Linked DNA regions of Mus musculus: region 1 is linked to region 2. The links are chromatin loops, found by intact Hi-C in ENCODE. Cell type or tissue: left cerebral cortex. All regions are shown on one strand. Each heading gives the region's core, and the rest is flanking DNA. Links, peaks and the distances in the headings are about the cores only. Region 1 overlaps Gm40135 (a long non-coding RNA gene). Region 2 has its middle 11 kb from the start of Gm33485.

Region 1 (16,321 bases), core at 2,738-10,737, 61 kb after region 2:
CACTGTGGTCCCTGGTACAAACATGGAGAGGGGTGAATGGAGGTGGGTGGACCTTCTGCTCACCTTCTCCTTCCTCCCCAAGGCATGGAAGTGAAACCAGAAATGGGATGCATCAGTTACCTTTTTCACTGCTATTACAAAATGCCTGGCAAAAGGGCTTTAAAGAACGAAGGGGCCCAGGTTGACAGGAGACAGCCTGTTGTGGAGGGAAGATGTGGTGACAGACAGCCAAGGCAGCCACTCACTTTGATGGACAATCAGGAAGCAGAGAGAGACGAATCCTCATGCTGAGCTCACTCCCTCCTCTCATATTTTTAGTCAGCCCAGGGGATGATACCACCGGCATGCAGGGTAGGCTTCCCTCTTTAGTTAAATCTCGGAAAGCATTGTCTGTACCTCCTTGACGACTGTGAATTCCATCACGCTGACAATCAAGACCAACAGTCAAGTCTCCCCCTCCATCCCTTTCTGACAAAGTGGCCTTAACCCTTCAGCCATAGCTCCAAAAGCAAGCTTCACTCTTTGGGGAGCTGGAAGCTTAGGTAAGCCAGCTTATTGCCAGACTCTGCGTCTTCCTGGCTATGTGACTTCGGATGAGCCTCACTCATCTCTCTGAGATACTGGATGTACAACAGAGGCACTGCGTCTGGAGCAAAGTGAAGTGGGCATGACAAAGTGGTGGCTGGTGTCCCATAGGCTCATATATTTGAATGGTTTGGCAAGGATTGGGAGGGATAGCTTTGTTAGAGGAAGTGTGTTACTGGGGTTGGGCTATGAGGTTCCAAAAGCCCATGCCATTCCCAGTTAGCCTTCTGCCTCCTGTTTGTGGATCAGATGTGAGCACTGCTCACTCTCAGCACTGCTCCAGTTCCATGCCTACCTAACTGCTGCCTTGCTTCCTGCCACTATGGTCATAGACTCACCCTCTGAGGCTGTAAGCCCCAATAAACTCTTTTATTGCCTTGGTCATGGTGTTTTGTCACAGCACTAGAAAAGTAACAGAAACACTCGCTTTCCTCATATGAGTTACAAACCTTATACTTTCTTTTTTTTAAATAATGATTTATTTATTTTTATTTTATGTGCATCGGTATTTTGCTTCCATGTATGAATGTGTGAGGGTGTAAAAACCTCTAGAACTAGTGTTACAGACCGTGGTGAGCTGCTACATGGGTTCGAGGAACTGAACCCAGGTCTTTGGGAAGAGCAGCCAATGCTCTTAACTGCTGAGCCATCTCTCCAACCCCATAAGCGTACTTTCTTTCCCAGAGTGGTGAAGACAACTTTCCAAAAAAATCCAGAGACCTGACCCTTACTGGTCACTACACAATGGCCTCTGCATGTGACCATGTACCCTGGAAACAATCTTTGCTTGTTTTTTTTTCTTCTCAAGAACAAGTGACATCATTGCCCCAGTCCTTGAAAACCAGGAAGGGCACAGAGGGTGCCTTGCAGAGTCCCCCACGCATTTCCAAGACGTTGCCAGAAGCCAATATCACACCTCGAAGCAAACAAAAAGTTGGGCAACACTTTTCTTAAGTATCCTTTATACAGAGAACACTGTGCACTAGTGACAAGCCCACAAAGACATGGGGGACAGAATGTAACAAAATACCCACAGCTATATATGAGAAAGGAAGCAATATGGGGTAGCAGACTGAGTGCTGACCTGGACCTCAGAAGGGCCCTTGGGTACAGCTCCTATTCTTACTAGCAGTGGGATATTATGTAGGGGACAACATTTCTGGGCCCATAGGCTGCAATGGGTAATGCAGGGCATGGGCCAAATTAATCAGAAAGTCTCTTCAGACCATGTTTTCCACTTACGGAGTTAAAAAGATGGGAAAGAAATAGCAAAGCAATTTTCTCTGCCTCCTGGATCCTGAGCTGTCAAAGCTGGGTCAAGTGGGTCATAGCAACTTAAGTTTACTTAAATGGTTTAAATCATTTGTGTGTATGTATGTAAGTGAATATGCTTGCTCATGCGTGTGCAGGTACACATGTAATTGGCAGGGTGCTGTGGAAGCTAGAGGTCACATTCAAGTGTCCTTAGGAGCTGTCCACATTATGTTATGAGACAGTGTTCCCTGGAACCTGGGGTTCCCTGATTAACTTAGACTGACTAGCCAGTTAGCCCCATGGGTCCGCCATTCTCCATACAGCCAACAATGGGATTATAGCATGTGCTATCACTCACAGCTGGGCGGTGAACTCAGGACCCCATGCTTGCTATCTCCCCAGCCCCTAAATGTTTTAAATCTTTGACCTCTCTTAGCAGTAAAGTGCATTAGTACATGGTGGGGGTGGGAGTGGGGGGGGGTGGGGAATGAACAAGAGGTGTTGGGGAGGGGTGCGCTGGCTAGGCCAAGTTAACTAATGTTCTCATTACAGAATCCAGGCTCATTGTTTCGCACCTATGCATGAAACCAAGCCCAAGCTTTGCTTTGCAAGAAGAGTCGTCATCCACAAAGGCAAACCAGCCTCGTGCCAGGGCAACAAGGCGCCCTGATGTGTGGAAGAACAGGATGAACTTGGGTGTGCCTGTCTCAGGCCTGCTGCCCAGCTGTCCACCCTAAAGAAAAACTATCCAAAGTTAATACAGGTCTCCTCCTCCACAAACAGCTGTAGGGATAAAGTTGCAGCCCCAGCAGGTATTTTTCATGGGAAATTTTAGACATCTGTGTCTTGGAGTGGCTAACCAAACTGCCCATTGCAGATTCTCTCTACTGTGAGGTGTTGGACTCTTCGTCTTTCCACCCTTCACCTCTTCCAGGCCACAGGCATTCCGTTCTGCCACACCTCTCTTCACTGGGACATGGCAAGTAGTCTTTTCATTTCTAAAAGCAAAATGAAACAAAAAACAAAGGTGAGTTGGATTGCAAACAGTAACTGTGCTCTTGTAGAGACCTCTTCCAGGAAATGGCTGGATGTCTCGGGTAGCCTCTCACCACCTTCCAGGCGTTAGCCTGTCAGGAGCCGGGCTTCTCAGAGACATCCTGAGTAACTGCTCTTACAGATACTCCAAGGTGAGAAAGCTCACAACGGGCAGAGAAAGTAGTTTCACCTGGAACAAATGTCATCACGTACTCCTGCTGGTGATTAAGAATAGCCGGTAACCTGGAAGCAAGGCCCCACCCTAAGCAAACACTCTAATGTGGGTTCTCTGGTGTCAGTGTCCTGGTCGTCTTGGTTCTCCCAGGCACACACCTACTTTTGCTGCTTAGTTTGTTCTTGTCCTTCAGATTCACTTGGGAACGGGACTCTGGGGACCTGACCTCCCTCTGCTGTAGACACACTCTGGGTCCTTCTTACTCAAGCGTGGCAGCGGACGCATCCAATCAGCCTCCTCGAGTGTGTCCCATGAGCCTGACTCAATGTGGCAAAGGAAGGGTTGACAGAAGTTTTCAGGGCAGATGAAAAGTGACCGAAAGAGAACTTTGCTAGGAGTTGGAAAGGTAGAATCCTCCTTCCCATTAACTCCCAGGTGAGGGAAGGTCACGGACTGCCTCAGGCTGAGGGAGCAGCCGGGAGAATGCGCCAGCCACGCCCTTGGGAAAGAGAGCATTTCCCACTAGAGTATTTCTCCACTCAGAGACAGTAACCATCACTGATAAAACGTTTGTAATTTTTTCCCATTTGATCAGTGGGACACACGTGTCACTTAGTGTGCGGCATTGTTGCAATACGCCTGCTGCAATAAGGCCAGCTCCTCACTGGGAAAGTGCCCTCAGGGCCCCAGGCACCTTGTGAGCTTCACAAAGAGGTGAACAAAACAGATTTGGTTCCAGCAGTAGGGGACGTGGGTGTGGGAGGAGCTGAAATGAGTCCCCTAAGTGGTTGAGAAGAGGCTGTGATTAGGGCTCTCAAGGAAAAGTAGACCACAGAGGAATGTCTCTGCCTGAAGAGGCTGGGAAACCGCGCATGCTCAGACTTGGCTTTTCCCTCCCATTCCTCTGGATGGAGGGTTGGAGGTTGCCCCACAGAAATAAGGCCTGGGCCTTCCGGAAGTCCTTCTTTGCCCATCGTCAGAAGTGCAGGTGAGGCAGGGAGACGTGACAAGAGGCCTGTGACTGTGAGTCACAAGGAAGTCAACTCTGGGACCCAGCAAACAAGTAAGGCTGTCATTTGGACTGCAGAAAGGATTGTACAAACCCCCTCCAGCAAACAAAATCAATCACTTAAAAAGAAAAGGCTAGCCCTTCAGAGAATTCCTCCCTTCCCTTTGGAGTGGAAACTGGGATTCTTGGGCCTTAGGCTTGCTTGAGCACCTGCCTGCAGAGCGAATCCTGCTTTCATTCACTCTAAGGCCATCTTGGTTTTCCCAAGTACCTTATGAATCACTGGGTCCTTTGTTTGTGACACAAAGGCACAGAGATAGTGATGGGCGTTCGGAGCCTCCCTCTTCCTGTTCCGGAGGCTTCTCCACTTAATGCAAAGATCTGCAATCACATGCTTTGTGGCCACGATGAATAAGTCTTCTCTTTCAGCTTTTCACATCAGGCTGTCTGTTAACTGGTGTGCTGAGGATGGGCGGCGACCTCGGGTTGTTAGGGCTGGAGACCCAGGCTCTGAGCCTAACAGCTACACTAGCAAAGTAGTAAGACATCGATACTTAAGTTGTATTCACAAGAACCAAGGCTGTACCAGACCACAAACTGTGACCTAAACAGAGACTAACAGGGCGATGGGTCATCAAAGAAACAGTAGCCAAGTAAGTAGTTACTGTTAACTTAGCTGTGGTATTACAGCCAATGGCCCCAACAGGAAGGTGCCTGGTGCCAACTTGGGTACACAGCTGGCAAGCTGTAGTCTAATTTTATAATCTAGACATTATGCTGAGCAAATTAGAATTTTAAAATTAGTCTTTGGTGTTGTTTTAACCACAACCTATATGTTAAAACTTATTTTCAATTCAGGAGTTACATTTAGCACGTACAAAGGAAAGCCGAGACACAGGTATCAAAGCTCTAAGGAACTAAGTTTCTATCCCAACAAGGTAAGATATTCCTACCAGTCTCTGTAAGGGTGAATGACTGAAAGTTCAAAACAGCTCCTACAAAAAAAAAAAAATTATAATTACATAAAATTTACATGGGGCTGGTGAGATGGCTTAGTGGGTAGGGGTGCTTGCTGCCAAGCCTGGTGACATGAGTTCAGCCCCTGGAATCCCCATGATAGAAGGACACACCTACCTCCACTCGTTGTCCTATAATGTCCTCATTCGTGCAGTAATGTGCACATCTGTGCACAGGTGAGCACACACATACATACATGCAAATAACAAAAATTTAAATGTATATACATAAGAACTCTAGAAGGAAAACATTAAAATACAGCAGTAGTTATTTACATAATTACACTGATGATTTTACAATTTCCACATTTAAAATTTTATTTGATAGATGCCAATTAATTTGCAATAAACTTTTTAAAACATGTGTTAAAATATACGATAACCTTATTTTCTTTAGGGTATTATTCAGGCCTACAGCCTTATTCACTGTGGCCTCACTTTCTCTCCTTACATATATTTGAATGAAGGATTAGACAGAAAATTTGACCTATAATAAGACTAACGAATGAAATGTTTGGGTTGAGCTCAGATTTCCTAACCAAATACTACAATAAAAACATTTGGGCTTTCTTTGTTTAAGATTTTTTAATTTTAAAGATGTTTAATTGTTTTATTTTATTTAATCTGGATATTTTGACTATGTGTATGTCTGTGTACCACATACATGGTTGTACGTTGTCATGTGGGTGCTGGGAATTGAACCACTGGTCTTCCTCTGGAAGACCAGCAAGTTCTCTTAACTACTGAGCTGTCTCTTCACCTCTGTTTGGAGTGTCTTAGAAAGAGCTACAGCAGATACAGGCATATACCTGAGGGCTGAATTTTGAAGATCAACTTGGGTTACACAATGAGACTCAAAAAAATAATAATAATAAAAAGATAAAGAAAAAGGGGGAAAGAAAAGAAAAGTGAGTTTGTTTTACTTGTCTTACTCAATTCTTAGCTATTTTGTTTGTTGATGTGAACTTTAGATTTGGTAGATTAAATTAAAGAACAAATATTTAGGTACATCCTGACATTTAATACTTCTCCAAATTCCATTATTTGAAAGTTATCTGCTTCTTATCGCAAGTAGCATCCTGCAGGCCTCTCAGGAAATCTCATTTCCTGATATCGGGATCCCATCGGCATATGGTTTTCATTTGTCACTATCCTTTGGAGTCTTCTGTGTTCTACTTAGCACCACATTGCTAACACATTAGCAAAGACAAATAACAAGTATTCCACGGCAGAAATTTACACTGGAAGGATTGTGAGTGGTCCCTTGGTCTATGATTCCTCCCAGACCTGGAATCCCTTGCAAACCTTGGCCATAGCCCGCTGGTGTCTGTTTGAAGTCCTCAGGCCTCACTAACCCCCATGGAAACTTTGTTTGCTCTTTAAAGGTCCTTCCCTTTTAAATCCATCACAGATGAAGGTTTCCTTTTGTTGTGTGTGTATTGCTACTGAGTGCATCAAAAAAAATGTTCAAAACTTTTCTTTGAAGAAGTGGAAGTTCTACTTGTCATTCACAGTTTTGGACACCGAGCGTGTGCTGAGTGTTATCTACAGCACGGGCACAGAGCAGTAACTGAGAGAGAAGGTTACCAGCCCAGGAGGTGTTTGCCGTCTAGCTGGGATGAATCTTCTACCCATATTTCCCTCCTAGTTAAACACATACGCTGTCAGTAAGCAGATACAAAGCAGCCAATGTCAGCTCAGGCCTGAGAACATGTAGGGATCAGTTGTAGATCTCTAGAAATGATTGGAGATCCTCGAGCGGAAGACTGGGCTGTCCTACGAGGCTGTGCTGGTAAGTGTCCTAGATCAGTACTGTTTGCACATTGAAGAAATGTAGCCTTATGTCATCCCTAAAGCTGGGGGAGGAGGATAGGCCATGTAAATAGAGATAAGATGGGCGTGTCCCAGCAGACTTTAATAAATGTCTGCTTATGCTGTGTGCGTGTATACACATACACAGTGGACTATGCACGTGTGCACACCTACTTGTTATCCAGGCACACACATACAGTGACAGAGAGGTGGGAAGATCCTGGAGCTGTTGCTTTTCTCATTGTTAGAAGCGAGTGCCTGACCAGCATCAATTTAAGGGAGAAAAGATTTATCCTGGCTCATGGCTTATGGGATGCAGTCCTTCTGCTAGGGAGGCCACAGTGGTGGAGGTTGGCGGTGGCAGCTCAGGGTGTGGGGTGGGGTTAGTGTGAGCACGAGGCAGAGACTTCTTCCCTCTTCACTTGGTGGGACAGGAAGCTGCAGACAGTGCGCATGCCGGCACAAGTGCGCATGCCGGCACTCACCTGGCTACCTATTTTTCCTTTCTCCTCAGCCTGAGTCCCCAACGGTGCCAGCCTTGTTCCAGGTGGGACTTCTCCTTCTGGGTATCTGAATGATTCTAATCCCAGTGAAGTTGATGAGGAAGATCAGCCGTCACAGACGCCCATCTCACTTTCAGAATTATCGTGTGTAGGTAATGGGCTGCAGGTTCTTTTGTCTGTCTGTCCTTCATTATCCATTTTCTATTTTAAGCAAAACAAAAAACAAAGCAAGCAGAACAGACCCAGTCCTGCTGAAAGTGCCACTACATGTGCCTTGCACTTTGTCCCTCCTGGCAAACCCCTCACCCCACCTCTTTCTTTCCTAGCAAATAAAAGAGTCTCAGCTCGAGCGCCAACTCCACTAGAAAGCTTTCCTGACATCCCCAAGGCCCTGCAACCCTCTCCCTTTCTTCGTGCACCTTCTGAGCAGCATACATACATGTACAATGGCAACCCTACCTCTATATTGCCTGTTTGCATGATCGCAGTACACACAGGCCTGGCCCTGGTTGGGCCTTTAGTTCTGAGCACGACACCACACCCTCAAGGAAGAAGTCAGAAGGTGTGTGATGCACGAGGAGCCTCACGTGGGTCATTCTCATAGCTTCCCACAGGCTTCTCCAGCTCCTATCATACTCTCCTTCCTCCCCAAGCTCTGCGGAACCCCTACAGTCCATCAAATACAGCATGACTTAGTCCATCCGGGAACTTCTACAGCATGGATCCAGTTCACTTGTTCATCTCTCTACATATTTTTAATATATTAATTTATTATGTTATGTCATTATATTGTATATTATATATTATGCATTATATATTTATATTGTATACTTATTATATTATGTAATATATACATATATATCATATATTAAAATATACATGTAATTTTCATATGTTTATATAAATATATAATGGATAACAATCCTATATTATAAATATGTAATCATATTATATATATTACATAATTTATATAAATATAATATATTTATTACATATATTTAATACAGAGATACTGTATTATATATAACATAATTAATGTATAATATTTACATATAAATTAAATATTAAATATATATATTTAAGATCATGCTTCCCACCCAGGGAATTTCTAAAAATAACTGCAACTCTCTCATATATTAGCTTCATAGCCACCACTGCTGTGGTGTGCCCATCAAAATCTCCTTTCTCTGAGGCCTCACTTGAAGCTTCAAAACTCTTCTCTCTCATGGTCCCAGGGATATGAGTTTCTGCTTTTATGCAGATAAGTCTCAGTGTGACACTCATCATGCTTTGTTAGTCTCTGTATCTGGCCACAGTAGCTACTCCATAAAAGTGTGTTGGTTTGAAGTAACTTAGGAAATAAATAGATGGGAAAAAATGCTCTCTACATCCTTAGCCATGAGGGAAATACAAGTCAAGACCATATTTCATAATTGTTAACATTAAATTAATTATTAATAATTAGTAATGATAAAAGCAAAAATATTAGTGAGGTTTGGGGGTGAGCATGAACCCACGTACACTGCTAGTGGATCCAAACTAGTGCAGCCACTGTGGAAATCAGATTTCATTGATTGGAAGCAGCCCTCACATTAGGGCTCAGTGGGAAGGGAAGGCGTGCCCGTGCATCCGCAGAATGATTCAGTCTTGTGTTCAAACCTCTTCTTAAAATGCTATACCTATTTGGTGAAAATGGTGTTCTTCTAAACGTTGTACAATGTGGGTTCAAATCTTAGTTCCACCTACTACCCATGGGCCTTCAAGCGGGTTCTAAAAACTCAATGCACCTCACTCAGCAACTAAGATGAGACCAGTAGTTTCCTGTAAAAGTGTCACGGGGATTCAGCGGTGTCACAAACAAGAAGTCCCAGCATTGTCCTGGTACTTACTAACTAGATAATCAGTAATAGTTTATCGAGATGTCTCTGCTATTCCTGGTGTTCAGAGCACCACCCTATATGTCAAGGCTAAAGGATTTTGTCTTGATTTTTAACTCCAGCACTCAGGCAGATAAACACTCACTCTGATATGTTATGATAAGGTAGGACCACAAAGCTGTAGGAACAAGGGTGAGTCAATTCCTAGAGCTTCGGAGATTAAGGAGGACTTCATCAGGACAGAATAGGCCAGACATCCCAGGGAGACATTCCATTTCTTACATCAAAGACAAGATAGGAGTGCAGAGCACGGTGAGGTTGGGCTGTGGCCTGGGGTTTCCTTTAGCTTACAGAGAATCACTTTCTTCTGGCCTCAGCAAACACAGCCTGGGCTGTGGGGCTGATGGGAAGATCTTTCCAAGGATGAAGGATGGAACGTGTGGGACCCTCACAGACTCACTGCTGTCTCTGATGTGGGGACACCAGGCAGAGTGTACCCTTCAGTCATCTAACTCGTCTGACTGCTGGTGGGAAGGGCAGATTTGCTAAGAGCCCAGCAAGGGAAATGGTGGGAAAGAATTCTTCTTAGAAACCTGGACCAGCCTTCCCTAAAACCTCAGGAAAATCCACAGTCGCCTGGCAGCTTGGCTGAGGCGGTGGCCCAGCAGCTGAGGCAAAGCCAGCGAGCCGCCCCATACAGCTTTTTGCCACAAAGTCCGTGTTTCTTTTGGATGCCAGCCATCGCCACAAGTCACACACAAGATTTAGTACCAGAAGCAGAGTCACACAGACTGTAACGCTTGCGAACTTCCACAGATAAGCCTTCGCCTCCGTGACTGTCAAGGAGGATTCGAAGAGAGGATTAATGCCTGACTCTGGAGAAATTCTAGACGCGTGTATATATTTATCCATTTGGGGAAAGGCCATTCCAGCAATGTAATCATCTCATCGCCAATGTAATTTGGGGCTGAAACTTTTAACTGTGCTAATCTTGCCTGCATTTTCTCCAACCCCTTATTTCCATCAAGAAACCAAGCCTTGTGTTTCTCATCGGGACCTTTGGTAAAGTGGAGAGCCGATGTCATTCCAGAGCCATAGAGACCAGAGGCTTGGGGCACAGGAAGAGAGGCGTGAAGGAGCAATGAGTTAGAAATGAACTTCCAGAAACTGGCTCCATGCTCACCAAGGATCCCCGGGACCAGAATTAGACCTGACAGGTATGCAGAGAGCCCAGCCAGCTGCCTAGGCAAACGGGTAACTAGACGGGACTTAAAGACAACTCAACGAGACTCTCAGTGACTTAGTACAGACAACTCCCAGTCAAGACAGAGTCCTTCAAATGACTGAGCTGGAATTTCCTCCCAGACAAATAAAACAGGGACTAAATGAGCACTCTTTGCCAGTAAAAGCAGCCTTTCCTTTCTCTCCCACGTGGAGAGCTCGCGACTGCGCCCGCCAGAGGAAACTGTAATGGACCTTCCGGAGGTCGTTACCTGGCCAGACACTTGTGATTCTCAAGACCCTCCTCCTTGTCCTCATTGCTTCTAAATAGCCAAGTTCAAGTCCCAAAGAAGAGGTACAAAGTGAGATCTATATGAAGATGTACTTACATTCCAAAAAAAAAAAAAGATATATGATCTTCCCAATCTACACGGACAGAGTTCTAGGGACTATGTTTGGGAATGGACGTTGTGAATATGGGGTGGGGGAGAGGTAGGGAGAGATTAGGAGGAGAAATAGGAGGAAAACTGACATCAGGGCGTAATATGTGAAGGAATAAATTAAAAATATTAAAATCAAAGAAGAAAGACTATAGGATGAAGTTAGATGAGGCCCAACTGGTTGCCGTGGTCTGCAAAGCAGAGATTCTGGGTTTAGTGCTGTGGCTTGATGAGACGGAAAAGGTTCTAGCCAGTGGTCTGCAAAGTCGTGCTCCACAGAGGAAAAGCAGTTTTGATGTCGGAACTCTGTTTCCTTTCCATTTTTGTTTTTTGTTTGTTTTGTTTTGTTTCAATACTGGGGTTGTACCTCTGGCCTCCTGCTGGGCCAGCTTTGTACCCCTCCACTCCAGCCCTTTTTAAATCTTCTGTTTGGGAATCAACAAGGGTCTCATTGTCCAGGATGACCTTGAATTCACTCTACAGCCCAGGCGAGCCTTGAACTTGTAATCTCCCTGCAGGAAGAGGCAATGCCACATCCCTGGGGATGCTGCAGAGAGTTAAGTACCACTGTGGAAGATCAGCCCGGTCTGTGATGCCTGCCGCATCTTCAGCTTGTTTATTTAGCTGATGCAGAGAGCAGACAGTTCTTAGAGAATGACAGTGGAGTATGACTCCAAAGTAGCTGATCTTCAAGTTGTGGCTTCATTGCAAGGCAGCATGTGCCCCATTGCGGTATGCAACTCTTGATCCAGCAATGGATCCACTCAATGAATGAAATAATTATACAGTCATAAGAAAGGAGGAGGAGGAGGAGGAAGGAGGAGGCCCTCACCTCACCCCACATACAATTTAAGATGGGGAGAGAGATCTGTTTCTCCTCATTTCATGTATGTAAGTGTTTTGCTTACATGTACACATGTGTGCCATATGAATAACTGGGGCCCGTAGAAGCCAGAAGAGAACATCCCCTCAAACTAGACTTACAGATAGGTGGGTGCTGAGGGCTGAGCCCGGGTCGTCTGCAAGAGCAGTCAGTGCTCTTAACCACTAGGCCATCTCTCCAGCTCCACAATTCAAGATGGATGATGATCAAAATTGAAATTGTAAGACTATGAAACTTCTAGGAGAAAAATAGATGCTACCACTTTCGGTTATGTACACATTTGTTAGATGTGACACCAAAATCATGACCTATAAATTTTAAAGTATAACACTGGCCTTTATCAAAATCGAGCTTTGCTACTCCAAAGGAGTCATTAAGAAAATTAAAAGATGTATTCCACATCTCAAAAAAGGATTCATTTTAAAGAAATGTTAAATGTTTGGGGGTGGGGCATGACAAATATGGTTAGCTAGATTTAAGCATTATACAACATATATATGTATCAAAAAAATACAAGATTCCCCCATTGACATGTATAATTTTTATGTTTGATGAATCACTTAAAGTCTGAGGAAAAAAATTAAAAGACAAGCCACAACCTAAGGCATGGTGTTTGCAAAGTACATGTTCTATAAAGGACTCGTCAGAATTTTTACAGTGTAGTAAGAATAACCCAACAGAAAGGAACAAACGGGCCAGAGAGACAAGTCAGCAGGTAAGAGCATTTACTGAGATCAGCACAGTGACTCACACTGTAGATCTCTGCACTGGGGAAACAGAGGTTGGTTGATCTCTGTGAGCTCGAAGCCAACCTGGTCTACAGAGAGAGTTCCAGGATAGAAACCCTATCAAGAAAGACAGAAAGGAAGGAAGGAGGAAAGAAAAGGAAGGAGGGAGGGAGGGAGGGAGGGAGGGAGGGAGGGAGGGAGGGAGGGAGGGAGGGAGGGAGGGAGGGAGGGAGGGAGGGAGGGAGGGAGGGGAAACAGTTCATCTGTAGAAGTCCTGAGTTTGATTCCCAACATCTATGTGGTGTGGTTCACGAATGTCTGAAACTACAGTAACAGTTACAGGGGATCTGGTGCCCTCTTTTGGCCACTGAGGGCACTGCATGTATGTGGTGCACATACAAATAAAAACAATCTTTAAAATTCAATTAAATTTAAACAATAAAATTAAGGGAGGGATAAATCTGATCAAAACATACTTAAATGTCTGAAAAATAAGAAGATATTGATAAAAGAATAAATTATTCCAGATCTTTAAAAACAACCAGACTTAAGAGTTTTTGGTGTTATACGTAGCTCTCTTCTATCAGCCTTAGATTTCCAAAGAATAATTATTCTTTCTGTTGTGAGAACTGAGGGGGAAAGCAACTATGAGAAAGCACAACGGCCTCTGTGATGTGCCTTTGATTCCCTTTCCTTTAAGATTGTTGTTTTGTGATCACTCTGTTTGGCTCAGACGAAGTAGAATCTCAGGCACTGAGAGCATTCGGTCCTGAGTCCTCTCTTTCTTCTAAGCCTGAAGCCATGATGACTTGGATGTAAGCTCACTGCACTTTTGCAGGCCACGCCTTCTCACTTCTAGCTGGGTCTCATTCCCCTGAATTAAATGAAGCTTGCGGCAAGCCTCACCTGGGGCCTGTTCTGTAACCCCTCCATATGCAGAGCGGAGCTGCGGCATCTCGGGCACACGTGTGCATGGCCCATTTGGACACACCATGCATTTCTTTCTTTTTTTTTCTTGTGAGGAAGTTATACATGGTTCAAACGAGTTTTCACTTATTTTCATAACATAACCCAAGTGAAGGCATAGTCGTGATTGCTTTCTAAATCTGTAAATCTCAACTTACTTGAGCTATCAATTAAAGTGTCACTTCAATTAAGATGGATGAAATCTGAGCCGAACTATGTTCTGTTTGTATAAAGAAATTCAGAGCAGAAAATGCACGGCTACGAAAAGCACCAGGCGCCAAATTCAGCATCAGCGGGCCGTGGCTCTGCCTACAGTGAGGGAACAATTGAGATCTAACTTTCTGTCAAGCTGCTTGTTTTTCTCCGATATCAATAATGCTAATTATTAATGTATTTTAAGCTTGATTTCCCATCCTTTTTTCTCACCTTTGTTTGTTTTTGGTTTTCCAAGTTAGAGGTCAACCAGTTTTTCCCCAGTGAGGAGAGTATCTGATACCAAATTCCAAATTATTTGGTCAAAACCTCTGAGATTCTAGGTAGATGAGATATTATCAAGAGAAAGTCACAGGACACAAGAGAGCCAGAAAATGGTGTAAAAGCAGAGTAGAAGGCCATTCTCCTGATTAAGGAACCGTTTCTATAGCACGCAGGATGCATGTTCATCTGTAAAATTCTAAGAAAACAAACAAACAAGCAAACAAAACCATGAGGCTAGACGGTCAGAGTTTCTCAGCCTTTGGGTCCCAACCCCTTAGCGTTTGAACAACCCTTTCATAATGGTCATCTATCCTGCATATCAGGATACACTACAATACACAACAGTAGCAAAAATATAGTTATGAAGCAGCAACAAGAAGAACTTTATGGCTGGCGGGGTCACCACAGCCTGAGGAACTGTATTAAAGGGTCACAGCATTAGGAAGGCTGAGAATCACTGCTCTACGTGGTATGTATATCTTGGTTGATCTTCATTATTGGTATTCATTTGAGTCTTCCAGAAGGAGGTAGGAAACCAATTCCAGCTGCATTTACAGTTAGCTGATTAAACATCTGGATCCAGAGGAAACTGTACCACAACAGAAAGGTAAACGATTGTGAGCTGAAGCCACCCCCACACACACTGGAGGGGGGGGGATAGTGCACACCTTTTTCCTGTGACCTCCCATTCACTACCCGCAAGAGTCTCCTCTCGTAAACTCCACATGCAATCCACGGAGCCCATCACCTCCCTGGGCGAAAATAGGTGAGCGAGCATGTAGTTTCTTACGGTTTAATTTTGTAAAGCCAGGAGAGATGCTCTCTCTGCTCCACTTGTGGCGTCTAAATTGCCAAGGCATTACCTAAAAAAATAAACAGAGTTTCCACAGCCCTGTACACTTATCTTTAAAAACAAAACAAAACAAAACAGAAATACAGTTTTGCATACCACAGACTAGTGTGTGCGGGGTAGGGGGGTGGGGGACATAAACCTTCCAAAGAAGGGTTCAGGGTGATTGTCTGTGGAAAGCATCATCTTGCCAAATACTTATTACTCATGAGGCTGAGGGTGCTCCACATTCTTTCTAGAAATAGACCTTTCCATGAAAAAAACACAATGTGTCGTTGCTTTATGAGGTAAAGCTACAAAGGAAACTATTTTTATCTTTAGGCAGGGATTTTTTTTTTATCCCACTTGAAACGTGGGGGTGAAAATGGGGAACCCAAACACCCGGAAACTCATGACGTTTCTCTTCCTCCGGATTACATTTCTGAAAGACCTCTTCCTATTACATAAAACTATGCTCTGTAACCAAGGGTGTCCAGTAGTGACTGTCCCAGCTTGCTGAGATGAGTGGGCACCAACGGAAGCTTCCAAACCAGACCACAAATCAACGAGGACAGAGATCATACTGCAGGGTACAAGAGCCACCTTAGAATACATGTCTCTCACTCATATCTGTCCCGGGATCTGTGTCGGAAGACGACGAAGTGTAACCACAGAACCTGAGCCTCAGGAAGAAAGATCTGAGCAGCCCAGAGTCAGTTCTGGCTGCATCACTTCCTGAACGTGTGACCTGGAGCAAGACGATGCACCCCAGGGATAGCCCTGCTTCCGGGGAACAGGATTAAATGAACTGTGAGTTTAATGCGTTGTCTGCCCTACAACCAACACTATGGAGATTGGCACAGGGAATTTTCACTCCCCCGCTTCCCAAAGAAGGAAAACAGTGAGACACAAGAAGAAAAGAAGGAAGTGGCGGTGTAGAAACAAAAGCACGTAGCTTTGCCTGCCGACCTGACTGGATATCAGGACAGATGACAGCATCTGAGAATTGAGTGATTCTAAACTCATGTACCAATTAATCTTCTACTCAAGGCATTCTCTTTAGGCAGTGATCCATAAGCTTCATTTATATATATATATTACAAGCTGAAATGCCACAGAGTTGTAATAATAAAGCATAATTTAAAATCCTTTTCTAGGGGGCTGGAGAGATGGCTCTGTGGTTAAGAGCATTGACTGCTCTTCCAAAGGTCCTGAGTTCAAATCCCAGAAACCACATGGTGGCTCACAACCAAATGTAATGAGATCCGAAGATTTCTTCTGGTGTGTCTGAAGACAGCTACAGCGTACTTAGATATAATAATAAATAAATCTTTTTTAAAAAATCCATTTCCATACAATCTCAGATCTCTTCTATCTCTTTTTCCTAGCAGTCATAATCTGAGATCCCTGTGAGATTTCTTCACACTCATAACATGTGGATGATCCTAGGAGAGAAGTTCCCACCATCTCTCCCAGCACATGGACTTCACAGAGATGAAAAGAAGCTGGCG
Region 2 (16,321 bases), core at 4,130-12,129:
GTGAAAAACTGCCAGATAAATTTTTCACATTGTTATTTAATTGTTTAAATGTGAGAGGATGTGTTTGCTTTACTGAGTCACACTGCTGCCAATGGCTGGAGAAGTACTTAGAGAGGTCTGGACTTGTCACACCCTTCTCTCCCCTCCCCACACCTGTCTGCCTTGTGACTCAGCTTCTAAGGAGCTACCTGCCCCATGCTCTTGATAGTCACTCACAACTCCCACTTTAGCCAGATCTTGACTCTGGTGTCACCTGGAGTAGAATTGTCAGTCTTCAGGGAAACATATCAAGGGTAGGCTTTTCGAATCTTTAAGTACACAGCAGTAAATTTCGAAAAACAAAGTTTACCTCAAGAGAGGAGTGATAACTCCAGATGGGAGGCTAGTCCTGTTACAACAAAGCTATATTTTCTCTGTCAAGGGCCATTGGATGAGCTCAAAATGTCAACAAAACGTTCTCCATATAAAATTTAATATCACTGAGTTTCTTTGAGCCATAAGGGTTCCACCTGTCTCTCTATTGATCCACAAGGGCTCCACCTCTAGTGAATAAGATTAAGATTCCTCTAAAAGAGGCTTTATGACGCCTTGGGCTCACTTGCCCCGCCACTTCTGTCTTCTAAAGACTGGGCATCCTTTCTCTCTGGATGACACAACAGTGAGACGCCATCTTGGAAATGGAGAGCAGTCGTCACCAGACAACAAAATCTGTCAATGCCATGACCAAGACATGCCTCCATAGCTGTGAAGAAACACGTCTCTATTCTTTATTAATTGTGGGGTTACAGGTTTTCTGGTACAGCAGCGCAGCCTATGACATCATGTTCACAAAAGGAAGACCATCTATGCAAGGGAGAAAGTGCTTAGAACTAAACTCTCAAGTGCTTAGAACCCCAGGCGACTTTCTTTTCTTACCTATACGTTGACAATTTCTATCCCAATGTTTTTGATTTTAATTACTTAATTAATTTACTTTATATCCTGACTGGTTTCCCCCCTCAGCTTCTCCCAGTTCTCCCCGCCCATCCACCTCTTCCACTTCTCTTCCCTTTCTGTTCAGAAAAGGAGAGGCCTCCCATGGATATCAGTCAGCCTTGGTATATCAAATTGAAGTAAGACTAGCTGCATCCTCTCCTATTGCAGCTAGATGAGGCAATCCAGTAGGTTAGAAGGGTCCCAAAGGCAGGCAACAGGGTCAAAAAACAGCTTCTGCTCCCACTATTAGGAGTCCCATGAGAAGACCAAGCTACATAACTGTTACATGTGTGTGGAGAATCTAGGTCAGTCCCATGCATGCTCTCTGGTTGGCAATTCAGTCGCTGTGAGCTCCTATGGGCCTAGACGAGTTGATTCTGTAGGTTTCCTTGTCGTGTCCTTGATCCCCCTTTCCCCTTTCCTATAATCTTTCCTCCCCCTCTTCCACAGAATTCCCCAAGCTCTGCCTAATGTTTGGCTGTGAGTCTCTGCATCCATTTCCATCAGTTGCTGGATGAAGCCTCTATGATGACAGTTATGCAAAGCTCCTGTCGGCAAGTGAAGCAAAATAGCATTAACAGTACCAGGGGTGGACTTCCTCTCATGGCATGGGTCTCAAGCTGAACCAGTCATTAGTTGTCCATTCCCTCAATTTCTGCTCTATTTTTACCCCTGGACATCTTGTAAGCAGGATAAATTGTGGGTCTAAGGTTATGTTACTGGATTGGTATCCCAGTCCCTCCATTGGAAGTCTTGTCTGGTTACAGAAGATGGCTGATTCAGTCTCCATGTCCCCCACAGCCAGGAGTATTAGCTAGGGTCAGCCTCACAGATTCCTGGGAGTTTCCATTGCCCAAGGTTTCTAGCTCATTCCAGAGATGTACCCCCCCCCCATACCAACTTCAGTTGTCTCTCCCAGTATACCACAAGGACACTTGCTCAACTATGTTCATAGCAGCTTTATTCATAATAGCCAGAAACTGGAAACAACCTAGATGTCCCTCAACCAAAGAGTGAATAATGTGGTCATTTACATAATGGAATATTACTCAGCTATTAAAAACAATGACATCATAGAATTTTCAGGCAAACTGATGAAACTAGAAAAGATCACCCTGAGTGAGGTAACCCAGACCCAGAAAGACAAACTTGGTATATACTCACTTATAAGTAGATATTAGCTTTAAAAGTACAGAATAACCATGCTACAACCTATAATCCCAAAGTAGCTAAGTTAGCAGGATGCATGAATCTCACTGAGAAAGAGAAATAGAATAAGCATCATGGGTGAAATTGGGGGAGGAGACCAGTGGGGGGGGGGTAAGGATGAGAACAGGAGGGATCAGGTGAGGGGATGTCTTAAGGGTTCATTGCTATGGAAAGACAACATGACCATGGCAACTCTTATGAATAAAAACCTTTACTTTGGGGCTGGATTTCAGTTTCAGAGGTTTAGTCAGTTATCACGGTGGGAAGCATGGTAGTGTGCAGGCAGGCATGGTGCTGGAGGAGCCTAGAGTTCTTCATCTTGAACCACAAGCAGCAGAAGATGACTATGGGCCACACTGGGTGTAGCTTGAGCATAGGAGACTTCAAAGCCCACCCCACAGTGGCATACTTCCTACTACAAGGCCACACCTACTACAACAAGGCCACAAATTTCTAATAGTACCAATCTCTATGGGCCAAGCATTCAAACACATGAGTCTTTCCTGTAGGGGGAGGTGATGTTTCCCTGATAGGTTCTTGATTTGGTCAATAAAGAAGGTGGAAGCCAATTGCTGGGTGAAGGGTAAAAGATGGGACTTCCGGGTCCAAGAAGGGAGGAGGGAGGGGCTTTTGACCAGACTTTGGAATGAGAAACTTGAACAACCATATAAGATCTTGAGATAGCTAGAACTGGCAGCCTCTACCAGTGGTGGAGTCTGACTGATATAGACCATAAATTTAGGGCAGGACATTATGTGCCCAACAATTGTGTTATCTGACTAATTTTAAAATAATAAAGCTGTCTAGTGTTTTTCTGCTGAGGAACTAAGGTGGGCAGGAGAAAGAGAGAAGACAGAGTAGTTGATGGTGACTTGGCAAAGCCAGCCAGGAGGAAGAGGTAGCTGGTGGAGCACAGGTAGCAGCTCCTGGCTTTACCAGATTGGGGGTGCTTGCAAGTGATTTGGAGCTAAGCTAGGAGCACAGGCTGGTCAATGGAGAAAGAGTGTTTTTAAATATACACACAACACTTTCCTACTCAAACCAGCACAAGGGAAGATGGAGGGTGAAAGTATTTCAATGCTTACAAGTTACTATAAGTAATATATATTAAAATCCAAAGAATCAATCTCAAACTGTCTTGTATTATTCATATCCTGGGCTTGACTCACTTATACATTGCTTCCTGCTTCAGGAACTAGAGAAAGATTGTTCTACATCTGGGTACCTGGTGACAAGTGGCTCCCATTGTTGGGTCCAGTGACTCCTGAGGTTTGAAAGGTCTGCCCAGCAGGGCATTGGTGAATATAAGGCTGAGAAGCTAGCTCCTGGTGGAACAAAAGGATGAAGAATGGAGTGGTCATCCTGGTGGATAAGAAGGAACAGAGACGGGACAAGAGAGAAACCACAGGAAAGGGGGAAGAAAGTGTTTAAAATGCTGCCTGTGGCTCTGAAATGTTTGCTGCCTCCTGAGGGAATACTAACCCACAGATACCCTTTTAGCAACACTCTAATGTCTGAGAATAATTCTGAGCAAGTCTCTGTGTCTTACAGTGGAAACAACTGAACTATCAGTTCTTTTAACATTGTTTTCCCAGGTGTATTATTAACATCAAACACATGAAGCTCAAATCCAGACACATCTTAACGATCCATTTAACTGGTTTCTTCAGTCTAAACTATTGAGTGTATGTTTGGGGTGTGCCAAGTATACTTCTTAAGCACTGGAGTGTGATTTAACAATAAACAAAAGAGGCTAAAAAAACTCTGCTTTTTATTCATAATATCTAAGTTATAGAAGCAGCTGGTTGCCTATAATATGTTGAACTAAATCATACTTGGACTCTAAGTAGCCAGATCCTATTAACATGAAGAAATTGGGCCATATCCCCTTCAGCTATCTCTCTGTGAGAGAGAGTTAAGAAGACATGCTGTGTTGTGGCTCCAAAGAGGTTAATTCCTGATCTACCTACTACCTGGCTCCTCCGTGTTCTCTGAAACACATGATAAGCTATGTTGAACTGAATCATGTGCTGTGGGCCTCCCTTCTACCCTCTGAAAGGATACAAAAGTTAGATATCTTTCTTTGTCCTGAGGACTTTTCTGAAGATTCTCCTTGGGGGATCCCCACTTACACCCTTCCCCACATCACCCTGACTATGGCAACTATCACTTTTTTCCTTTAAGCTATCCCTCTTAACAAAGTTCCCTCCATGTTTTACTTTGAAATATTTTTTCTGTGTATGTATGTGAGAAAGAGTGTATGCATGTGCACGGTGTGCATTCAGGAGCCTGAAGAGGTCAAAAGAGGCATCGGGACTTGAGTTTTAACTCCATATGGGTGCTGGTAACTAAACCAAGGTTCTTTGATAGATAAGCAGCATTAATCTATTTTTATCCTCTACACTAATCTGGCAACCTCCCAGCCAATCTACACACACACACACACACACACACACACACTATGAAAGAGTTTATTTAGAGCTTACGGTTTCAGAGAATTCAAGTCTATGTCCATCATGGGGAAGAACATGGCAGCAGACAGGCAGAAGTGGCACTAGAGCAGTAGCCAAGAGCTCACACCTTAAGACACAAAGCAAGAGAGGGAGTGTATGAACTAGGAATTGTGTAGGATTTTGAAACCTCAAAGAGCACCTTCATCACTTCCCAGACAGTTCCACCAAGTGGGGACCAAGCATTCAAATGTGTGAGCCTATGAAGGCCATTCTCATTCAAACCACATAGGATTAATCCACTGGTAATGTCAAAGCTGCAGGGATTCAATCACTTTTCAAAGACCAACAGCTGCAACACAGCCTTTAACAGAGAGTCATTAGGAGACATTTCTTACTCAAACAATACCCCTCGTCTTCTAAAGGTGCTGAGTGAATGAAGTAAGAGGATCCCGTCCAAGGGCCTAGGGTAGTGTTGGCACTTAAGCACTCTATTTGCATGTCTGTAGGCATAAAGTTATTGTGCACTGTACAAAGATTATCCTTGTATTACTCAAATGCTGATTTCTCTGCCCCCGTATCTGGTTGCAATCCAGATATGGCATGGTAATACTTTATCTGAGTATCTCCTATCTCAATGTTGTGTAAACACTGCTCCCTGTTTATTCGCTGGTTTGTCAATAAAAGCTGATCAGCCAATGGTTTTAACTGCTGAGCAGAGGAAGAATAGGGTGGGATTTCCAATCCTAGTCAGGGGAGGAGGAGAGAAAGAGAAGCAAGGATTCTCCAGGAGGAGAGGGTCAAGGAGACATCATGGGAAACATACCTGGAGAGGAGAGAGACAGACCAGCATGAAAATGCAAATATCTCTGGAATTTTGGCTAGGAGGTTGCCAGATTAGTGTAGAGGATGAATATAGATTAATACTGCTCATCTATTGTGCCATGAAGTTTGATTAAATAAATCTTCTAGTCTTTGTCTCATTTATTTGGGAGCTAGTTGGGATAAAGAAAAAAATGATCACTCTTAAAATTGCAATAGCACATCTCTTTCCTTGGAATAGTAAGACATTGATAGGGTTTCAGTATGTAGCCCAGGCTTGCCTGGAAACTTACTACATAGCTCAAGCTGGCCTCAAACTCCCTTTTGCCTCTGCTTTCCAAGTACTGGAATTACAGGCCCGAGCCATCACCAATTCATCATTTTTTTTTATTAGATTAATTGATTCTACCAACATTGTTTGCTTTATTATTGTCACTTTGCCACACTACCGGACAAGGGACAAATAACGGGGTTCTGCTTTCCAAGGAAAACTGCCAGTCTCAAAATTAAGAGTAAATTTAAGTACACCAAAGTCTTAAACATTATTTTAACTTGCTGATTTTCTTTCTATAATTTTTTAGGTTTATTTATTTTTATTTTAAGTGTATGAGTGTGTTTACCTGCCTGTATTTATGTGTACCACATGTATTCCAGGTATCCTTGGAGGTCAGGAGAAGACAGAAGATTCCCTGGAACTGTAGGTACAGATGGTTGTAAGCAACTGTGTAGGCTCTGGGAACCAAACCTGCGTCCTTTGCAAGGCAACAAGTGTTCCTAACCACTGGGCCATATAACCAGTCTCTATATTTATTTTTACTTTATATGTATGAGTGCTTTGTCTGTAGGTAACTAGTCTCCATATTTATTTTTATTTTATGTATATGAGCGTTTTGTCTATAGGTTTGCAGGTGCACCAAGTGTCTGCCCATGGAGGTCAGACAAGGGCACTGGTTCCCCTCCATCTAGAGTGACAGATGGCTGTGAGCTGCAGTCTGGGTCCTGAGAATTGAACCTAGGTCCTCTGCAAAAGCATCAAGTGATCTTAACTGCTAAGTCATCTCTCTAGCCTTCTTTTCTTTTTTATTATTTAAAATAATGTGTAAGGGTAGATCCGTTTACTCTTCCCCTCCCTCCAGTGTAAGTGCTCTCAGTCACAGAGCCTCTCTCCACATGTTAAAGGGAAGGAAGCCGCGCTTCTCCTTTAAGGCCTCATCATGTCACCGCTGATATAACACACTGGTTTTTGATGCTCTCCTGATCATGGTTCCCATGTTTCCAATGCCCTCACACCTAATAAATCTCATTTCCAAAGGGGTAATTTATCTTCAGATCCTTTTTCAAACCTATTGCTGCTGATCTCTATCTCTGTCTCTCTTTTTTTTTTTATAATATGAAATCTAAAAGCAAGAACATTTTAAAAGGTGGCCACCTAAATATAGAGGCCACTAAATATAAATATAGTTAGTTATAACTAAATTATGTATATATATATATATATATATATATAGAGAGAGAGAGAGAGAGAGAGAGAGAGAGAGAGAGTAAAGAGGAGAGTCAGGCAACAGTGCACATGTGTATGGAAATACCACAGAGAGGAACCACTCATTTGTATAACTAACAATAAAAAAAAAATTCTTTCATGTGACATGGAAGCAGTATATGACATGTTAGTTCAAGAAGCAGATGGGAGAACTAATGAAAAAAATGAGTACAGAAAGGGAGTGCGTGCTAAGGATAAAGTGTGGACAGAAGGACTTTATAAATAGCATAGTTAGAGAAGCCTCCCTCAGAAAGGAACACGGGAACAGAGTTTCCAGAGGAAGTGGGGAACACACTGCTGTCTGGTGGAAGTGCTCTCCAGTCACAATAAGAAATTGCAAACACCTTTAGGCTGTATTATAGCAATGGCCCCACTGTGGCTGGATGGCAGTAGACAAGGGGAGGGAGGTGGGGCAGAGGAGTGAACTCTTTGTCTAAGACTGAGATGAACTGTGTTGATGTTGATAAGACTAGAGGTTCTGGGAGGCTCAATAAAGGTAGCGGGTGGGTGTCACGGGAGGGACCTTTTGACTCAAAGTGAAGTGTTGGCATTTGCTTTGGTCCTATCTTTAGAGGAGGTCAGAAAGGAGAGGGAAGGGCCAGACCTAGTGGGGTTAGATCACAGGGTCACAGACCTTTTTGGCATAAGGTGACTCATGTGGCTTTTTGACAATAGGCCATCTCCAAAGCCTCTGCCTGGATGAATCTTCTTAAACCACTCCCACCTTTCATGCATTGTGACCACTCACCATTGTCTGAAAAACACTGGAAAAGTCACATTGTTCTCCTCAGATACTCTTATCAGGTCTTTGGCAATTTTAGTTAAAATAGCAGAGGTCTCTTTGAAAAACAACCCACACGTTTTCCCAGAAATGAAGACTAATTTCCCCATATCCTTGGGAAGGACTAGGCCAGAGAAGAGAGGGAGGCGGCTAGGAAGGTCCAAGTCTAATGCTCTTGGCTAAAAGCTGACCTTGGATTGAGAGTTGGGAGGATCCTCAGAGGAATGACTAGGGACCCTTCTAGGCCACAAGTCACCAAAAGGAAGCATTATTAAATAATGGTTGATGGCCTTCTAGATTATCATCCCCCCAAACATCCAGACACATTGCTAGGTAGGAACATATCCTCTTGATAAATGTCTTGCACAGGCTACACAATCTCTATGAAGTCAAGAGCCAGCCTGCCTCCCCATCTCTACCCTCGCACCAGCTGAACTCTGCTAATCAAAAACCAGACAGCGTGGAAACGTTTATTGTCCCCCGTCTATTTTGCTGCAACAGAGTATTTTGAATATGAAATAATAGAAAAACGAAACTCAGAAGCATGCCAGGAATCAAGCTGTTGAGTGTCTGAGTCAACAAGTATCAGAGGCAGTGTCTGTCAACGACGTATGTACGGCAGCTCAAGGAGCTGAGCTGGGTGGTGACAGATTTTGTTGGAATTATTGGAATTTTTCAGGCCCTGTCACGTTGATCTACCTCACAAAGAGAGTCAGATAGAAAAGAATGTCAGAACTGTGATTGCTCAAAACCCAATCCCATTCTTTCTTCCTTGCCTGAATTAACTAGGTCTCCCATGCAAAGTCTGATGTCTTTAAAGTCCAATAATCTGCTTTTATAAGCTCTCCAGGAATGTAAACTCAGAAGGGGAGAATTTAGTGAGCTGTTTGCTGGACAGCTAGCCCATAGTTAGCTCACAATGAGAGATGACCATTACTGTAATCTTAGGAACAGGGAACAGGGAACATTTTTCTTAACCTATCATCCCATGACCTGGCAGATAAGAAAACCTAAGGAGCAGGGAAAAAAATTATTAATTTATTTTATGTATATTATATGAGTACACCGTAGCTGTCTTTAGACATACCAGAAGAAGGCATCAAACCCCATTACAGATTGTTGTGAACCACCATATGGTTGCTGGGAATTGAACTCAGGACCTCTGGAAGGGCAGTCAGTGCTCTTAACCACTGAGCCATCTCTCTAGCCCAGTCACAGTCTTCTAAAAGGAGCTCACTGGTCCATGATAAGTTCATGCAATGGTAAGCTTTATGTGTTTACTTAATTGGTTGCCCAGATATTTAGTCAAACATTATTCTGGGTATTTTTAAAATAAAGATGTTTTGGCTATGATGAAATTTTAAGTGATAGAAAGTAAGAGATTGTTATTCTCATCCAATCTGTTGAAGACCTAAACAGAAAAACAAAAACAAAAAAAAATCCCACCATTTCCCCATAGGAAAAAGCAGTTCATTCCCAACCGAAACATCCCTATCTTCAAAAGAAACAGAAAACAGAAAGGTTAAGAAAAGTTTCACCTATGGTCATTGGACAAAATCAGTGTATTAATGAAGTTGTTAACCAGTGGCTCCAAACCCCACTGAATGGAGGCTTCCAGAGAAGCAGTCTAGCGCTTGGAGGAGAAAAATAAAGGAGAGGCTCCTCTTCCCCAGAATCCACGAAAGCACCCTTCATCTGGGTAGAATTGTGTCAGCTTTCCCAGAGGCCAGTGGCTCTTCTAGGAGGAAGGTTTTCCATGTTGATTGCGAGTAAACAGAAAAGGAACAGTGGTTTCAACTGTCATGGCTCAGTTGTTGCAAGCAGGTCTGTCTGGTGACTCAGGGCTGCTTTGAGGCTTGTTATTTGGTGTTGGGGGATGTTTTCGTGCACTGTGCATTCAGATGCTGGCTTCTATGCCTGGACGGACATCTGGCTGTGGTCCAGATGATGGCACGGTCAAGCATCAATGGTCTCAATTCTCAATTGTTTTCCATCACCTCTGATTGGTTAATGAAAAGCTGGTCAGCCAATTAGCTGGGCACAAGGGAATAGGATAGGAATCCTGATCCCAGTCAGGGGTGGGAAGCAAAGAGACCAGGAAGAGAAGAAAAGAGAGAAGAAAGGTAGAGAGACCATGCGGATGGAGCAGGAAGATTCACCTTGAGGTCTCGATGAGACAGCAGCCATGAGGATACACATGGACCAGAGTGAGCCTGGGCAAGACCAGATGGCAAGTAATGGGACATTTGGCTGGGTATTAGCAGCCTAGTTGGGCTACAGTAGGTTCAGAACCTGCCCACCACCTTAGTGCTAGCAGCTTGGTAATAAAAATACCAGGTCTTTGTGTTAATTATTCAGGAGCTAAAACCAGCTAGAGCAGGCATAGAAACACCCTGCATATATTTGGGAGCAAAGGGGGCATAAGAACCACCCCCCCCCCTCAAGAAATACTTCTACAATTTGGTTTATAGATGCCATTTCCCTTATCAAGCTAGTCTCTTCAAAAATGGCCTTAGACAACTTTCACCAACCAAAGAGGTTTATTAGTGCCAACAAAAGATTGCAAAGCAATCCCAGATCTATCACCGAAGATGGAATTTCTTCTGAATATTATGTTTCCACAATGGCCAGCTTGCCTCTCAAAGTCCTGATGCCATATGAGATGAAAAGCCCATCCTATTGGAGAGGCAGGTCTCTGTAGGAGACTGAAATCAAGGCCAAGCAAAGCCATGCCAAGGGTAGGAGCTCATCAAAGCTCCATGGGCCAATGTAACAGCAATTAAGGTGGGTATGGCCTGGGATCAGCCACAGAAACATAAATTCACTATCCCAGTTTGTTGAGGGAAATATTAAAAAATGATCCCGCCAGCTCTCCGCAGGGCGAGACCACGCTCCCGCCCCCAGCAACTCTCTCCAGGTAGCCCCCCCGCTGTGCCCAGTCACTGTGTTCCCAGCTCTCGTTCGCTTGTCCCTGGCGCCGATAGTTCTTCCTCAACCATAAACCCATGTAGTCTGCGATCCCACAGTCCAGTAACTAAATGGAACCGCCAACCTCGCGGTTACATATCACAATACCCAGTAACCCGGTAAAACCAAAACTCTTAAAGCTTAATTAACCAATCAGATTTATGTGTCAATAATACCACAATTTACAAGATGCCAATTGATAATGATAAAAGCTTTATCTCAATTAATCTAACCTACAATACCACAACTGCTTGCGGCTGGTCAACACCACGCGGGTTCACATCCGCACTCACCTTCCTGCTCCCTTTCTCTTAGCTCCGCCTCCCGTTTCCCTGTCCAATCACAGGCCTCCACTGCACTAATGCACTTGGACAGAGAAAATCCTGCAACACCAGTTAAATTTTGTCTTTGCCTTTTCTGCTAATTTATTATGCTATTTTCAAGGTAGTCTTAGCTTTAAGGGGGAATGTAACTTCATTCCTGTTCTATAGAAAGCAAATAATACTATTCAAGATTAAATGAATATATCCACAGCCAAGTACTAAGCAAAGTATGTTCTCACTGTTTTAGTTTCCTTGAACACATTCACTTTTAACAAATACATCCGTTATCCATTGAATAGACTATAATGTCTCAGTATATTTTAGCCAAGGATTGCTCAACACTTTATCATTAAAAATAAACAGCACAAGATTAAAGGACAACAACCAAGTCTGGTGATACCAAGGGAGTTCTCTCTACCTGTCATCTCAGCTGTCCATACCCCCAAATCAGAAACTGCAGAGTAAAAAGGACTTTGTCTGAGGGTCTCAGGCTGCCTGGGTGAGGTGGTTTCAATAGTTCTGAACTACTCTCCTGAAGACAGAAAAACTGGGCTCTCCTGTGGGCTGTCGAGTGTTAAGAGGGCGTGCCCGCAAGACAGAATCCAAGGCCAAGAGAAGGCTGCATAAGCAGGATGGTAGTGCTCAGGAGAGGAGAGCCCACAGGACTTCTTGAGACTCAGGGTAAAAGTAACTGTTCCATTGTTTTGGTCATTTGAGATGTCTCTTGCCAAGGGTATGGGAGACAGGGGCAGAGAAAGCAAACCCTGGGCTGGAGAGGTGACTCAGTTAGGAAAATACTTAGCATTGTGAGCATGAGGCTGCAGCTCCAGATTCTACATAAAAGCCATTGTAGTGGTGCACAGCTGTAATCCCAGGGCAGGCAGGGCAGAAACAGGAGGAGCCCTGATGCTTGATGGCCAGCCAGCCTAACTGAAATAGCAAGTTGCAGGTTCAGTGAGACACCCTGTCTCCAAAACTAAGGCGAAGATCAATTGAGGAAGGCACTCACCACCAATCTGACTTCTATACACACATGCATATGTGTATACATACAATACAACATATATTCACACTGCACCACAAACACACACACACATAATGTGTACACATACCAATACAATGTATACCACACCACAAACACATACACACACACATGAATATACATGCCAATACAACATATATCCATTCACACCACACCACAAACTCACACACATGTGTGTACACATACCAATACAACATGTACTTATACCATACCACACAGAACACACACAATTGTTCCTTAAATAAAATAAGAAATAAGAGTTGATTAGCATTAATCCACTGAAAACTCCTCTGGGGTTAGGATAGGAGAGAGTTCCATCAAACCTCAGAGACTATCAGTCTACTGTTTCCTCAAACCCAGGGCTCAGTCACTGTTCTCGGGCTGCCTCAGAGGCTCAGACCACCTTGGCCAGTGGTGAGACAGCATTTGCTCATCTCCCTTCATGGGTCTGAGATGGTCATCCCTGAACCCTGGGTGGTCCTCACCTAAGGGAGCACCGAGTACACAGAGTCACCCTCCAGTGACCCTTGCTCACGGAGGAGGGTTGATGAGAAGAGTCCCTGAATCTGTCCTCCTTGGCTTAGGAATGTAGCTTATTCTTTCCAGATGTCTTTCCTAATAGCAACTGCTTGCTCTGCTCTAAGAGTGAAGTCTACATTCTCAGCACGCAGTAGACAACGGAGAGATAATCTAGAAACAAGTGGGGAAGCAGGGTATTTGGGGAATGAAATAAATTTTTGCTGGATGGGCTCAAGGTTGATAACATTATCATGATGACATATAACTTAAATTTAAAAAAAAAATAAAACTGTCTTCAGTTTCCAAGTACGAGCTATCTCATTATCGCATGCACAATCTAAAAGGCAAAAGACAAGCTGGCAAACAAAAATATTTTTGAATAAGGTTTGGGAAGGTTTCAGCATTCAAAGTTAACAAATCCTGCTTCCATGTTGCAGAACAGACCATGTGGATACCAAAGCCAAACCATATTAACACTTACAACGTCCCTCCAATAAGATCTGTAGGCAGAATTCCAACAAAACATGTATGTACCTTTCTGTTGAAGGCCGCAGAATGACAAAGGAAATTAAGTTGTAAATAAATAGAAAAATAAACTATGTTCATGGATTGGACACTGGACATAGTAAAGATCTCGATTCTTCTGAAGCTATTCTGTCCACTTAACACAGCTCCTGTCAACGTCCCAGCAAGAATGTTTGCAAACTTAGATAACAGCTCTGTTGAGTTTCTATGGAAAAGCAGCAGAATTATAGCAGTTGAAAAGGGTATTTTGAAAAGAAAATTAAAGTAGAAGAAATCATTATATCTATTTAAGATACATTGTATCACTATGATGAGGAGAATAATGGACATAGTGGAAGGACAGATAGATCTGTGGAACAGAAGAGGAAATACAAATAAATCTATCTACACTATAATTACAACATTTTACCCTATCCTCTCTCCAAACTCTAAAATTCATGGCCTCTTTTATATCAAATTGTTATTGTATGCACATATATACACATACACATACATATACACACATACATATCCCAAATATAACCTGCTCAGTCCACAAATTGCTAATCAAGTATATGCTCCCAGGGCTGAGCATTTGGTGTTGGTAACCAACTGCTGTGCTTCTAGCCAGAGAAGACTAATTCTCCCACTCTGAGCATTCTTTGGTTGTCTGTAGTGCTTTGTATAGATGAAAACTATTACAGAAAATCACAACCAATCAAAATACACAGTTGTAGAGTCCAGCCCCACTGTTGCCAGCTGCAAACTACCCCCACAGCTAAGGTTCAAGGAACATTGTGAAGGAAGAGCTGGAAAGATCCTAAGAGTCAGAAGATCAGGAAGTGAGCCATGAGATTGTATCTCCTAAAGATCAACATGCGTGAAGTCTCACCAACATGACTGCCCCAAATATGAGCTGAAGAAAGAGAAGAATAGACATGCCAAAATAGATGAGGGAAAGCCATGAGGCCTTAGTCCCATATGAAATTGACTGATTTTTGACAAAGAGCAAGACAAAGTCTACAGAAGAAGAACATTACAGAATGAGATGAATTTTGACCAGTGCCTGACATCTTACACAAAATTAACTCAAAATGGATCATAAATGTAAATATTAAATGTGATTATAAATGTTTAGAGAAAAAATATATGAAAAAAATACTTAAGATCATGAATACCAAAGAATTTTATAAAATAATAAACACTATTATTTTAACACTAAAATAATCAACAAAAGAAAAAAAGTTAATGGTTCTTTTTCAAAATTAAAATGACTATAAAGACCCTAGTTTAAAAAAAAAATGAAAAGACAAGACAAGGGTATATCTCTGTACTACAGAGCTCTACAGAGCTGCTCAAGACCCTGGATTCAATACACGCTCTGCAGTGTCTATGGAGATAGGGGAAGGAGGAGGGGGAGGAAACATACACACGAGAGAGAGAGAGAGAGAGAGAGAGAGAGAGAGAGCGAGAGAGAGAGAGAGAGAGAGAGAGAGAGATCACTACAGACTAATAAAAGAACATGACAGAGGACGCACAACAGGAACCCACGAAGACCTCTCAGGGACTAGACACTAGGTGGAAGAGGCTGTAGCCACAGAAGCGTAATACCAGGGTAGCTTTGTGGCACTGGAGAGTTCCGTCTTCATTTTGGTGGCTGTTATGTTACTTTGCACATGATAAAGCTGCTCAGAATCTATGAAGAGCTAACTGAATTTGAATGGGGCCTGAATGTTGTCACTGTTGGTTTCCTGGTTGTGAAGAGTTCCGTGATTAGACAAGTGTTGGCATTTGAAAAGTGGACACAGGGTACACAGGACCTGCCTGAGCTAGCTGTCCTTTACAAATTTTGCCTATCGATAATTCTTAATAAAATTATTTTTTAAAAGATTTATTTATTTTATGTACGTGAGTATACTGTTGATCTCTTCAGACACACTGAAACAGGGCATTGGATCCCTCCCATTCCAGATGGTTGTGAGCCACCGTGTGGTTGCTGAGAATTGAACTCAGGACCTCTGGAAGAGCAGGCAGTGCTCTTAACTATTGAGCCATCTCTCCAGCCCAATAAAATTATTTTAAAAAATTAAATTGTTACCTATGTAGTCACTCCAGCTGAGAACTACACATGGTAAAGCTGTATCTCTAGTCTTCTGCTCTAAACAGCAGATCTTCCAGGGTCTGGGGCTTGCACTTCTTTTGGTCTTTCATATTCTGACCACAGAGCAGCGTTTCATGTGTTTCTAAACAACAAGTCCTCTTGACATCCTTCAGCTTCCTCCTGTACCTAATCTGCCTGGTGTTCCCGTCAGTGTTCTACACTCTTTAGATCCAGAAGGCAACAGAGGCAAACTGACCATTCTGTACCTTCCAAGGACGTGACTTCTGAAAGACAAACTTACCTTCCTGTGCACCACTGCATCGCCGAAAATAGTACCCAGTCCATGGTAAAGACTCAGAAATTAACTATGGATTAACTTCCGGGAGAGGAAAGGAGAAAGAGAGGGAGGGAGGGAGGGAGGTAGGGAGGGAGGGAGGGAGGAAAGAGGGAGGAAGAAGGAGAGAGAGAGGGGGGAAGGGAGATGGGGAGAGGGGGAAGGAGAGAGAAAGAGAGGGAGAGAATATATTTCTTAAGAATATTAAACCCTTCCCTGAAAGAAAGGACACTGCACGCCCTCCTCCGCCACTCTCCTTTCTCAGAGTCCCTACACATGTGAGCATGGGCACTCTATGGTATTCTCAGTTCAGCCTTATTCAGAAGTATTTGCTCTACACTGGTCGTGTGCCAGCAGTGAGCCGAGATCAGAGATGGGTATGCCTGCTTCCTGCCACTGTTAAGCTCCTAGCCCAGTAGGAGGCAGGCAGAGAAGCAGTCATTCAAGGTAACTCAGACTGAGAAATTTCAGAAGGCTTCTCAAGTCCTTAGACGGGAAGGAAAGTGGACAGGCAGGCAGGCAGGCATGCATGCAGATGACCGCTACAGAGCACCAATGCCTTGCCAAACACCTATCGTCTCTCTGAGCCTTCCACCAGCCACACAGAGCAGTTTTCTTCTGTTCAACTCACCTGGACTCAGGAGAGTGTGAAGGATTAGATTGGGTGAGAGGAAAGGAAAGGTCTCCCAGGCCATGAGAACACAGGATCAGTTGAGACGACACACAAACCTAAGAGTTGAAGGGCCCGAAAGCA

The links. A loop is a pair of places that touch in the nucleus more often than their neighbours do. Peaks named below come from ENCODE experiments on the same cell type or tissue, not always from the same donor. Only the 100,000 strongest peaks of a DNase experiment are listed, where the experiment ranks them.
Region 1: a loop joins it to region 2, with 2.1 times the contacts of the local background. A loop is called at or near these places in 2 of 42 quality-filtered maps.

The regions. Positions count from the first base shown.
Region 1 is chr3:121,547,144-121,563,464 of GRCm38, reverse strand. It overlaps Gm40135 (a long non-coding RNA gene), which reads right to left. Exons shown (of 4, transcript XR_867598.2): 2 at 5,012-5,053; 3 at 4,330-4,586; 4 at 981-2,837. Among named protein-coding and RNA genes, the nearest start is that of Gm40135, 10 kb to the right of the region's middle. In left cerebral cortex, for the core only: no CTCF peak of the experiment used is centred there; a DNase peak (open chromatin) is centred at 10,001.
Region 2 is chr3:121,609,674-121,625,994 of GRCm38, reverse strand. No RefSeq gene overlaps it. Among named protein-coding and RNA genes, the nearest start is that of Gm33485, 11 kb to the right of the region's middle. In left cerebral cortex, for the core only: no CTCF peak of the experiment used is centred there; a DNase peak (open chromatin) is centred at 7,235.